2 separate regions of the Homo sapiens genome follow, and region 2 is linked to region 1. The links are chromatin loops, found by intact Hi-C in ENCODE. Cell type or tissue: endothelial cell of umbilical vein. All regions are shown on one strand. Each heading gives the region's core, and the rest is flanking DNA. Links, peaks and the distances in the headings are about the cores only.

Region 1 (5,385 bases), core at 263-5,262:
CAGACTATGTGTGGATGAGAAATAAACATTCATTAGATGAAGCAACTGATATTTGAGGGTTGTTTGTTACCTCAGCACAGCTTAACCTACACTGACATTCTACCACAAAGGCTGTTATGAGAAATTATATAATATACAAAGGCATATGCTATGATGCTTGGCCCCAAAGCAAGTGTTCACATAAGATTATCTTTGCAGACAATATTTTTTTTCTACCTTTCATCGCTGTACTTTATCCAAGGCACTTAACCAGTTGGTTTCACATTTTAGCATCTTTAGACATGGTGATTATTCCGCATGTACTGTTTTCTCCTGTTTTGCTCAGCTAATAACATTTATTCAACTTTGGAGAACCAACGTAAGTGTGCCCTTCATAAGTTGGTCTTTTATGAAGGACACCCTTAAGTTGGTTCTCGAAGGTTGAATAAATGTTATCTCATACCTGAGTCTACCCATAGCCTAGAGTGGTCACGTGGGCTCTATGCTCATGTATGCAAAGGATCTCTCCTTACTGCTTGAACACTACCTCACAGTGATAACGTTATGTATCTGTCTCTCCTACTGGGTTATGGATTTCCTGGCAGAAGGACTCTGTCTTGCCCATCTCTATAGTCTCAGGATTTATTAAATATCCACAATAGGCAGATATTTAATAAAACGTAAAAATTAACAAAAACACTCTCAAAACTAATGAGGGAGATAAGATAGCTGATTCCACTATAATATGACAAGTAATTGGCAGAAAATATGAATGCTTTCATTTCTCTGAAGCCTTACTGTTCATTTCCTCTTAGACCAAGAACGCTTTTGACTGTGACCATTGGCTGGTCTAACTCTCTTATTTTACAGGTGAGGAGACAACCCAAGGAGAGGATACAGCAAAATGGTGTCAGATTTTGGAGCAGAGATCAGATATTATTGCTCTATGGCAACTAAACACACGGAAGGGTAGGAGTCCATAATGTGTACATGCATGAGCTCCCCACTGGCAGGAGGAAGTACAGTCACAAGAGCACTACAGTGGGTTGAATGGTGGCCTTAAAAGATTTCCCCGTGTCTTAAACCCTGGTAACTGTATATGTGATCTTATTTGGAAAAGGGATCTTTGCAGATGTAGTTCTGCAGATGAAATCAATCCAAATTATCTAGGTGGACCCTAAATCCAATGACAAGTGTCCTTATAAGAAACACATGCAAAGGGCGGGGCATGGTGCTCACACCTGTAATCTCAGCACTTTGGGAGGCCCAGGCAGGCAGATCACCTGAGGTCAGGAGTTCAAGACCAGCCTGGCCAACATGGTGAAACCCCATCTCTATTAAATATACAAAAATTAGCCAGGCATGATGGCTGGTGCCTGTAATCCCAGCTACTCGGGAGGCTGAGGCAGGAGAATCACTTGCACCTAGGAGGGGGAAGTTGTAGTGAGCCAAGATCGCGCCACTGCACTCCAGCCTGGACGACAAGAGCAAAACTCTGAAAAAAAGAAAGAAAGAAAGAAAAGAGAGAGAGAGAGAGAAAGAAAGAAAGAGAAAGAAAGAAAGAAAGAAAGAAAGAAAGAAAGAAAGAAAGAAAGAAAGAAAGAAAGAAAGAAAGAGACACATGGAGAAGACCATGTAAAAATGGAGGCAGAGATTGGAGTTATGCACCACAAGCCAAGGAAGGCCTGGCATTAACAGAAGCTAAAAAGTCAAGAGAGGATTCTCACCTAGAGCTTTTGGAAGGAGCACAGCCCTGTGGACACCTTGATTTTGGACTTCAGACCTCCAGAAGAGTTGTTTTAAGCCCCCAAGTCTGTAGTGGGTTTTTAAAGCCGCCCTAGAAAATGAATGCAAGCACCATTTGGAGGATACATGCTTTTCCCCCCAGGCATATTTCTCTCCAGTTAAGCTTTCTATAATAATCTCTAAGAAAATTTTTAGCCTTTGTTACTTAAAAAAATAAAGCCCTTTCCCTTTCCTTATCTTTTCCCTTTTTTTTTCTCCAACTTCGGTGAGGAATAACTTACAGCCCCAACCCCTTAAAAAATTCCCAGTTCTATTAAAAAAGCCTTAGATTTTTTTCCCCACTAAAGTTGAAGGTAGAGTATTCCCATTCATATTATATTTCCCCAGATCATATCCTAAAAGAAACAACGACAAAGTTTTGATCTTTGTCTCACCTTTGAGCCTCTGAGGTGCTTCTAGTACCTGGAGTAAAACTTCCATCTTTATCCTCCACACAAAGCATGATCCTTTTCCTGTTGACTTCTCAGAGTGGTGGTAAGAAGTAGACGAGAGAAAGTATCTGTGGGAGTTTTGTAAAGTGTGAGGTGCTGTGTGGAGATAATGTTACTAGCATTACAGCTGCTGACTAATATGTATGAACTCAATAGAGAATAGACGGAATCTGAGAATTCAGTGCATAGCACCCTCTAGGCCGCCGGCTCTTGCTGCTTGTACCCTATACTTTGCTGCCATCGTGTGGCCTTTCTGGTAGTTGTTAGTGTTGTTGGTTCTTATATTTAATAGTTTTAGCCATAAATTTTATAATTATAAATTTTCAGGGTAAAAAGTAATTTTTATTTTAGAAAAATACTGGTCATACAACTGTGAAATTGTTCAGTGTCTATGTTCTTGTTTGAGGGAAACTAGGAGATGGTTTGGAAATACCATTTGAAATATTATGACGGACAAATCTAGAGATTAAAAGACTGGGATGGGCCAAAGAGACAACAGACAGTGTTGTAGACTTTAGAGAAACAAAAGCATGTGCCCTATCCAGGGGCATCCATAAAATACAGTTATTTGAATTCTAACATTTCCTGCAAATTTTCCCAGGCTCTCCACAGGTAGTCTCCAAGTCTTTTTAGCTTCTTTTCTCCAATATCTCTTTCATTTATTCTATACTCTCCAGCCTTATGGCTATTGTGTATTTGAGGCCTTTGTTTCTTTCTGTCTGGATCATTTTAATACCTGGTCTTCCTATCTCCATGATCTCTTATTTTTCTTTTATCTTGCACATGCTGCTAGAATGATTTTCATGAAGCACTATAGAAAGAGTACAGAGCAGTGATTGAGAGTAAAGTCTGAGGCCAGATTCCTTGAGTCTGAAACTGAGATCCCTCAATTTGGCTCTAACTAGTAGAGCGATTTGGTAACCGGAGGCAAGTTACTTAAATGCTCTTTATTTCAGTTTCCTTACCTATGAAATATGATACTACTAATGCCTGCTTCATATGCAGTCATGCCTCTCTCTTGCTTTTTTGAGACGGAACTTCGTTCTTTTTGCCCAGGCTGGAGTGCAATGGCGCAATCTCGGCTCACCGCAACCTCTGCTTCCCGGATTCAGGTGATTCTCCTGCCTCAGCCTCCCGAGTAGCTGGGTTTACAGGCATGTGCTACCATGCTCGGCTAATTTTGTATTTTCAGTAGAGACAGTGTTTCTCCATGTTGATCAGGCTGGTCTGGAACTCCTGACCTCAGGTGATCTGCCTGCCTCAGCCTCCCAAAGTGCTGGGATTACAGGCGTGAGCCACCATGCCCGGCCCAGTCATGCGTCTCTTAATGACAGGGATATGTTCTGAGAAATTCATTGTTAGGTAGTTCTGTCTTTGTGTGAAAATTGTGGGGCATACTAACACAAACCTAGATCATATAGCCTACTATACAACTAGGCTGTAGTGTATAGCCCACTATACAATAGGCTGTATGCTGTTGCCTGCTATTCAACTAAGCTGTAGGGTATAGCCTATGGCTCCTAGGCTACAAAAACCTATACAGCATGTTACTGGGCTGAATACTACAGACAACTGTATTTGTGTATCTAAACATATGTAAACAAAGAAAAGATACAGTAAAAATATGGTATTATAATCTTATAGGACCACTGTACTATTATGCAGTCCATTGTTGACTGAAACATTGTTACGCCATGTGTAACTTTATTTCTGACACAGATAAAATGAGCGAATTCACATCAGTGCCTATAATTTAGTGTTCAACTAATATTTGCTATTATTAGCACTCTGATAGAATGCAAATTATTTTGAATGCAAGAATTTGATTTGTCTTAGCATCTTCAACTTCACCTATCACTTTTAAGTTGTAGTAATTTGATAAGATTTTTAAACATATAGGTGAAGGATCACTAAGCTTTAAGCCAGTTTATTTCTTGGAACTCTCATTATATTACCAAAATATGCTTAAAGTCATCTCATGATTTGTCTATGCATTAATCAGAGAATTTTCAAACTTGCTAAATTTTTAGTTAATAAACAGTGATTAATATTTATTGAGCATTCACCAAGTGAAAAAGCTCTGTTCAAAATGTTTTATGTAGATAACCTCATTTAATACACACAGTAGTTTTGAGATCAGTAGTAATGTCAGCATTCCTATTTTATGTAGAGGAAACAAAGGTGTGGGAAAGTCCCACAGCCAGTAAATGGAGAGTAGATTAGAACCAATGCAATTTGTCTCAAGAGCTTACATTCTTAAGGGAATTCTGTGCTATAAATACATTCTCCTCTAATCTTTCATTTCAGTCCTGAGATGCTGTTTCTGAATACCAAAACACAGAAACATTTAAAAAATTCCAAACCCAGTGGAATGCAGAATGTCAAGCTCATTGCTGCACTGAAGCTACATCAACTTGCTATAGCCCATTTTGGGAACAGTGCTCCATGTGATCATGAACTGTGATCACTGGTTTCTGTTGCACTTGGATTTCTTTAAGTGTGCAGATGGTGTGGAGACCCCAAAGACCAAGTATTTTAAAGCTTGTACAGTAGGAAAGACAATGATTCAATTCCAAAAGCAATTCATTAGACATATCACATATCACCTGCTGCCTTAAATGCTGGCTTGTGTTGGAAAGTCTTCCTGAGAATACTGTCCCCGAAGCATAAAGTGGACATGAAAAAATGTAATCCCTGAGGTAAGTGGAGCATCTGGAACTTCTAGATGTTCCAATAAGACTACACATGGTCGGCAGGGCGCAGTGGCTCACTCCTGTAATCCCAGCACTTTGGGAAGCTGAGGCAGGCAGATCACCCGAGGTCAGGAGTTCAAGACCAGCCTGCTCAACATGGAGAAACCCCGTCTCTACTAAAAATACACAAATTAGCCGGGCATGGTGGCGGGCGCCTGTAATCCCAGCTACTCAGAAGGCTGAGGCAGGAGAATCACTTGAACCCAAGAGGCGGAGATTGCAGTGAGCTGAGATCGCGCCACTGCACTCCAGCCTGGGCTACAGAGGGAGACTGTGTCTCAAAAACAAACAAACAAACAAAAACAAAAAACAAACAAAAAAAAACAAAAAACTACACATAGTCTAATTTTAAGCCTTGGTGCCTCCTAATATATGGACAGGTTGAACACTGAAAAATGTAGGCATACCAAATGGTA
Region 2 (5,385 bases), core at 317-5,316, 900 kb before region 1:
TGGTTAGATGCATGATCTGGGAAAGATATGTCTCTTGAGCTCGCAGAGTCCAAGGTTTAGAGGAGAAGTGGGTACTAAATAGGAGAATCTTTTTGGGTCCTTCCAGCTTTGATATCCTATGAAAAGCAATTAAAGTAGCATCCTGTTTCTCTGCAGTCAAAACCTTCATACAAAGACGAAAATTTAAACCCTTTGCTATCGTCACTGCTGTATCCTTGATGCTGAGAATATTGCCTGGCATATAGTTAGTGTGCAATAAATATCGATTGAATTAATGAACAAATAAAAAAGGAAGAGTTTATTAAACTGTGCCTTACTATGATACTCATATCAAGCTTTTGCTGTATTTTCCCATCTGTACTTTATTGCTTAAAATTACCCTTGATTATTTGCCAGTTATTCCCAACCAGCCTCGTATTCTACCGTCTTTTTATTGTATTTATTTAGTCTGTACACACATATGCTGGGGTGAAGGTGGGAGTTGTGAGAGAATAAGATGGAAATGCCTTTCAGGGCATTGTGAACAGGTGAGCATGGGTAGAGGCCTGGAGGCAGGAAAGCAAGAGAGTGTGGTTTTGACTAGAGCAGGATGTTGGTAATGGGAGAAGCTATCTGTGGACCTTGAATGTGTGGCTAAGAAATTGTTTACATATATTTTAAGCAGTGGAGGGTTATTTGAAGGCTTTTGTTGCTGTTGTTGACTTCTTTCTTTAATTTACTTTTTAAATGTGGTAAAATACACATAACATAAAATTTACTATTTTAGCCATTTTTAAGTGTACTGTTCACTGGCATTAAGTGCCTTCTCACTGTTCTGCAACCATCACTACTATTCATTTTGAGAACTTCTTTTATTTTCCCAAACTGAAGCTATATTCATTCAACAGTACACTGAAGGTTTTGATAGTTGAGAATTAATGGGATCAGGGCTGTATTTTATAGTTATTGGAATATCAGAAAGATCTACCAAGAACAGAAAGTCAACATGACTCTTGCCACCATTTTGTATATTATTTTGTGATCAAACTAGCAATGTAAGAAATGACATTCTATTTATGAGATTATATCCTCGGACCTGGAAAAAGAAACAGGAGTGGGAGAGATAATTGTGACCTCAATTTGTATAAAAAATGAGCAATAATTATGAATAATTATGATTATTATTAGCTTTTACTGTATGCTAGATATTAAATGAAACACTTTATGTTATCCCATTTAATCTTCACCACAGCTCTCTGAGATTATGACCATGTTACAGATAAGAGCTCTTATATTTAGGGGGATTAATTTGCTCTGGTCACACAACTGGTGTTTAAACCTAACCTGAATTCTTAACCATAATATTGCACTGAGAGAAATACCACCACCTTTTTTTTTTTTTTTTTTTTTTTTACCAAATAGCAAACCATTTCTTTCGAGTCTGTTCACAGTGCCCTGCAGGTAAAAATTTCACTCTATTCCTTATTTTAATGACATATTTTAAACTTCTGCTATGAAACTAGGACTCACCCATTTTATATCGAGGACTTTCACATCCATTCAGTCTACCATTAGATCCTCAAAACAATCCTCTGAAGTTGTGAGGAAGATACTTTTTTTGTTGTTGTTATGGAGGACACTAAAGTTTGAAAAGATTAAGTGCCAGCTTGTTAGACAACTGGCATGAGCTCATCAACGCTTCCAACGGGCACTCCAGAGACCCACCCATTGTGCCCCTCCTTGAAGTGCTGATCTTGTTAATATGTTTGTGAAGTATTTTCTCATTACAAAAATACCTTATTTATCTGCACTACGGAGTCTTCGCTATGGGGCCACTGGATTTTTTTTTTTTTAAAATAGGGAGGTGGTTTCATTATGTTGCCCAGGCTGGTCTTAAACTCCTGAGTTCAAGTGATCCTCTTGCCTCCGCCTCCCGTAGTGCTGGGATTACAGGCATGAGCCACCGCTCCTTGCCTGGATCTTCAGAGTAAATGGAGCATTTGTTTCTGTTTAGACAGGCACCTTAACAAGGGACGGCTTGGACCTCTGGGGAGTCGTGTCCTGTGATAGGAATGGGTGAGTACCTTGGACTCTTGGACTAAATGCATTCTAGTGTCTCTTTTTCCAAAATTCCGTGTTTTCTCTTGAAATTAAGAATGGAGACATTTGGACTTTGGCTTTGGTGGACAATGATTGCCAAAGTATCTTCTTTTAACTTCTCATCTTTAATTCTTCAAAGCCTCCCTAAAACACACACATTTCCCCCCATCCCAACCCAGTCCCATGCCACTCACAAATCCTGGAGATGAAGCTTTGACACTGCATTCAAATCCTTGCTAAAATATAATTTGCTTCCAGCATGAAGTTGACGCAGTATAAGTAATTTAGACATTACCAGGACACTGTCCTTTAAGGAGGTAACATTCTTTGTTCAAGCTGAAGCCTCTTGATGTGCTAGGAGGAAGGACACTGCTCTTACTTTTGTACCCTGAATTTCAGGAAGAGGAACATTTGTAGAACCGTAGCTAGTGTACTCATGTTTCTTGGTATTCAAATTTTGAGAACTCTACTTTCTGGCTGCTGGAAACTCTCTTTTTTCTTTTTTTTTTTTTTTTGAGACGGAGTTTCACTCTTGTCGCCCAGGCTGGAGTGCAGTGGCATGATCTTGGTGCATTGCAACCTCCGCCTCCTGGGTTCAAGCGATTCTCCTGCCTCAGCCTCCCGAGTAGCTGAGATTACAGGTGCCTGCCACCATGCCTGGCTAATTTTTGTATTTTTAGTAGGGACGGGGTTTCACCATGTTGGCCAGGCTGGTCTCAAACTCCTGACCTCAGGTGATCCGTCCACCTCGGCCTCCTGAAGTGTTGGGATTACAGGCATCAGCCACTGCACTTGGCTGAAACTCCTTTTTCCTAGCAAGAAAAGACGGTTTTGACAGTTCTCAGCATGGTGTGGTAAAGATTTGCACAGTCCTCTCCTGTGGCCCTCTTGTGGCCATGTTTGAGTTTGCGTCTCTGCCCGCTTTTTCAACTCACTACGAACTCCCGTGGAATCAGAACATGAAATCTCTGATGCACTTGACGTTTATGTTTTGTTTGAAAATGAAAGTTTTTTCCTCTAACACTTATAACTTAAATCACAAAGCATTTTGTACATGAAAGGTTCTTTGTGGTTCTTTTGCATTATGACATGTAATTTATCCATAAAATGTTAATTACACATAGTTTAATAATTGTCATATTAAAATGCTATCTAGAAACAAGTCTAATTCCTGGATTAAAAAAGTGATCCTCGTGCTTCTAACCACTTTAGTGTACAGAAGAGGCCTCTGAAAGTGTTAAACTCTAAAGTTCTTTCATTTTTCCTAGAAGATAGATTTGGATATATACTTTGTCTCATGGTTCATTAGTGTTTTTCTGTTTCAGCTTCTGCAAAATATGTGTACATTTGTTCAAATATGTGAGCATCTTGAGAGCAGTCTTGTTCTTATTTAGATTTGCATCCTAAGTGCTGTAGCTCTGTACTAGGCACAAATAGTAGGTGCACAGTAATCGCTCATCTAAAATGAACTCAATATGTTCTGTCTTTTGAATGTTCTTCTTATTCCATTGACACCAAACTATTCATAAAACTTTGGAAACTTTGTTTCTAAAAGTGACTTGTTACATTTAAGGAATAACAATTAATATAATGTTTAGGTAAATGATTCATTTCCCTCCCTTCCTTCCTTCCTTCCTTCCTGCCTTGCTGCCTTCCTGCCTTCCAATCAAAGTTGAATTCCAATGATTAAAACAATTTAAAATAAAAAATGACAAATTTAATTAATAAAATGAAACAAAACAGAATTAATTCTAGGTAAGAAGTGAGCACCTGACTTATAGACTATTCAATACCTTCTTGTTAAAGGTGAGCTCATCTCTGATATTTCTTCCTTTCCAAAAAGCCCTGATTGTTGTGTCAGATACTTTAAGAACTATTAAAGGCTATCAGGGATTGATAACCAGAAATACTCAGATAAAAATGGGTGGACAGGAATGATAGAGAGCTTTATGTATTTGCTGTGCTAAACAGAGTCTGGCCCAATCCTCTCGAATGCAGAATTATACACTCAGAATTACGGACTAGTGACAGTGTACGTCTCATAGTAAAAATAAGATTTTTTTTCTGATCTGTATTTTGCTTTTCAGTGTGCGTTTAAGTTTCTGTGTTAACTGTCCTGCTGGTGGTCTCTTCCTTTTAGATATTTACTAAAATACCATTGGGTATGTGGTAAACCACCAAGATGAGCTGCTCTTTTAAGACATAGTAATAAGTATAACTAACAGGGTCAATATGAAGCCAGGACATTTTTGAACTCTTAGTGTGACAAAAGGAAGCTTGAATGCAAAAGCCAGGAAGCCATGTGGCTGAATTGTGAGTTAACACTGAGATGTGTTTGCTTTCAAAACAAAGGGCTACAGCAACTTAAGGTTATCTTTAAATAAATTCAGGGTCCATATTATCAGAAGTAATTGTCTGTCTTGAAATGTGGTCTCCAGGATCAGACAATGACAAATTTAGGAACTTTTCCAAAAAAGAAGAATAAGGAAGGTGAGAGGGAGGCCTGATCAAGCTGTTATTAGAGGAACAGCCGGAGGTTCCTGTGCGACACCAGAGGGAGAGAGGGTGAAGGGGACGGCAGAGTTGATCCCTAAGTTTGAAAGAAGTTGGCATGTGGAGGAGGGGGAGCAAGTGGACCCTTACTGGCTCCCAGGAGCAGATTCTGCCCCAATGTAGGATGAAGCTTCCACCGTTCAAACGTCCTCCTAATAGGGTAAGCTGCTTTGAGAACCAACGCCTGTGCTGCACATTTGAGAAGGGGCTGTGACTAACCAAGCTGCAGACAACATTCTTCTTGTGACGCCAAAGCTGAACTTAATGGCCTCCACTCTGAATTAGTGAAGGAAGCCTGCATATGACATTTGAGTTGTATTTTAATAGCTTTTTAGATGAGACTATGTTCTTATCTAAAATGAGATGATGGGGATAATGGTTGGGATATGGACACAAGAGGCCAGGGTGGAAGAGGGGGATGCAGTGTTCATTTGAAAAATGTTTTTAGCCGGGCACAGTGGCTCACGCCTGTAATCCCACCATTTTGGGAGGCCGACGCAGGTGGGTTAGCTGAGGTTGGGAGTTCAAGACCAGCCTGGCCAACATGGTGAAACCCCATCCTTGCTAAAAATACAAAAAATTAGCCTGACATGGTGGTGGCTGCCTGTAATTCCAGCTATTCAGGAGGCTGAGGCAGGAGAATCGCTAGAACCTGGGAGGCAGAGGTTGCAATGAATCGAGATCACGCCACTGTCCTCCTCCAGCCTGGGTGACAGAGTGATAGAGTGAGACCCTGTATCCAAAAGAAAAAGA

The links. Hi-C counts contacts between places; a loop is a spot of excess contacts. Peaks named below come from ENCODE experiments on the same cell type or tissue, not always from the same donor. Only the 100,000 strongest peaks of a DNase experiment are listed, where the experiment ranks them.
Region 2: a loop joins it to region 1, with 6 times the contacts of the local background. A loop is called at or near these places in 8 of 110 quality-filtered maps.

Annotation. Positions count from the first base shown.
Region 1 is chr3:192,563,946-192,569,330 of GRCh38, reverse strand. All of the region lies in intron 2 of FGF12 (fibroblast growth factor 12), which reads left to right. LOC124906319 (a long non-coding RNA gene) reads right to left here and starts at 2,330. Exons shown (of 3, transcript XR_007096220.1): 1 at 2,160-2,330; 2 at 1,707-1,816. RefSeq lists an enhancer at 2,300-2,349. In endothelial cell of umbilical vein, for the core only: a CTCF peak has its summit at 2,454 (motif pointing left); a DNase peak (open chromatin) is centred at 2,450; H3K27me3 peaks cover 500 bases.
Region 2 is chr3:193,459,432-193,464,816 of GRCh38, reverse strand. ATP13A4 (ATPase 13A4) reads left to right here. Exons shown (of 30, transcript NM_032279.4): 13 at 1,994-2,055. Among named protein-coding and RNA genes, the nearest start is that of ATP13A5, 83 kb to the right of the region's middle. In endothelial cell of umbilical vein, for the core only: a CTCF peak has its summit at 2,981 (motif pointing left); DNase peaks (open chromatin) are centred at 2,986 and 4,396; H3K27ac peaks cover 1,683 bases.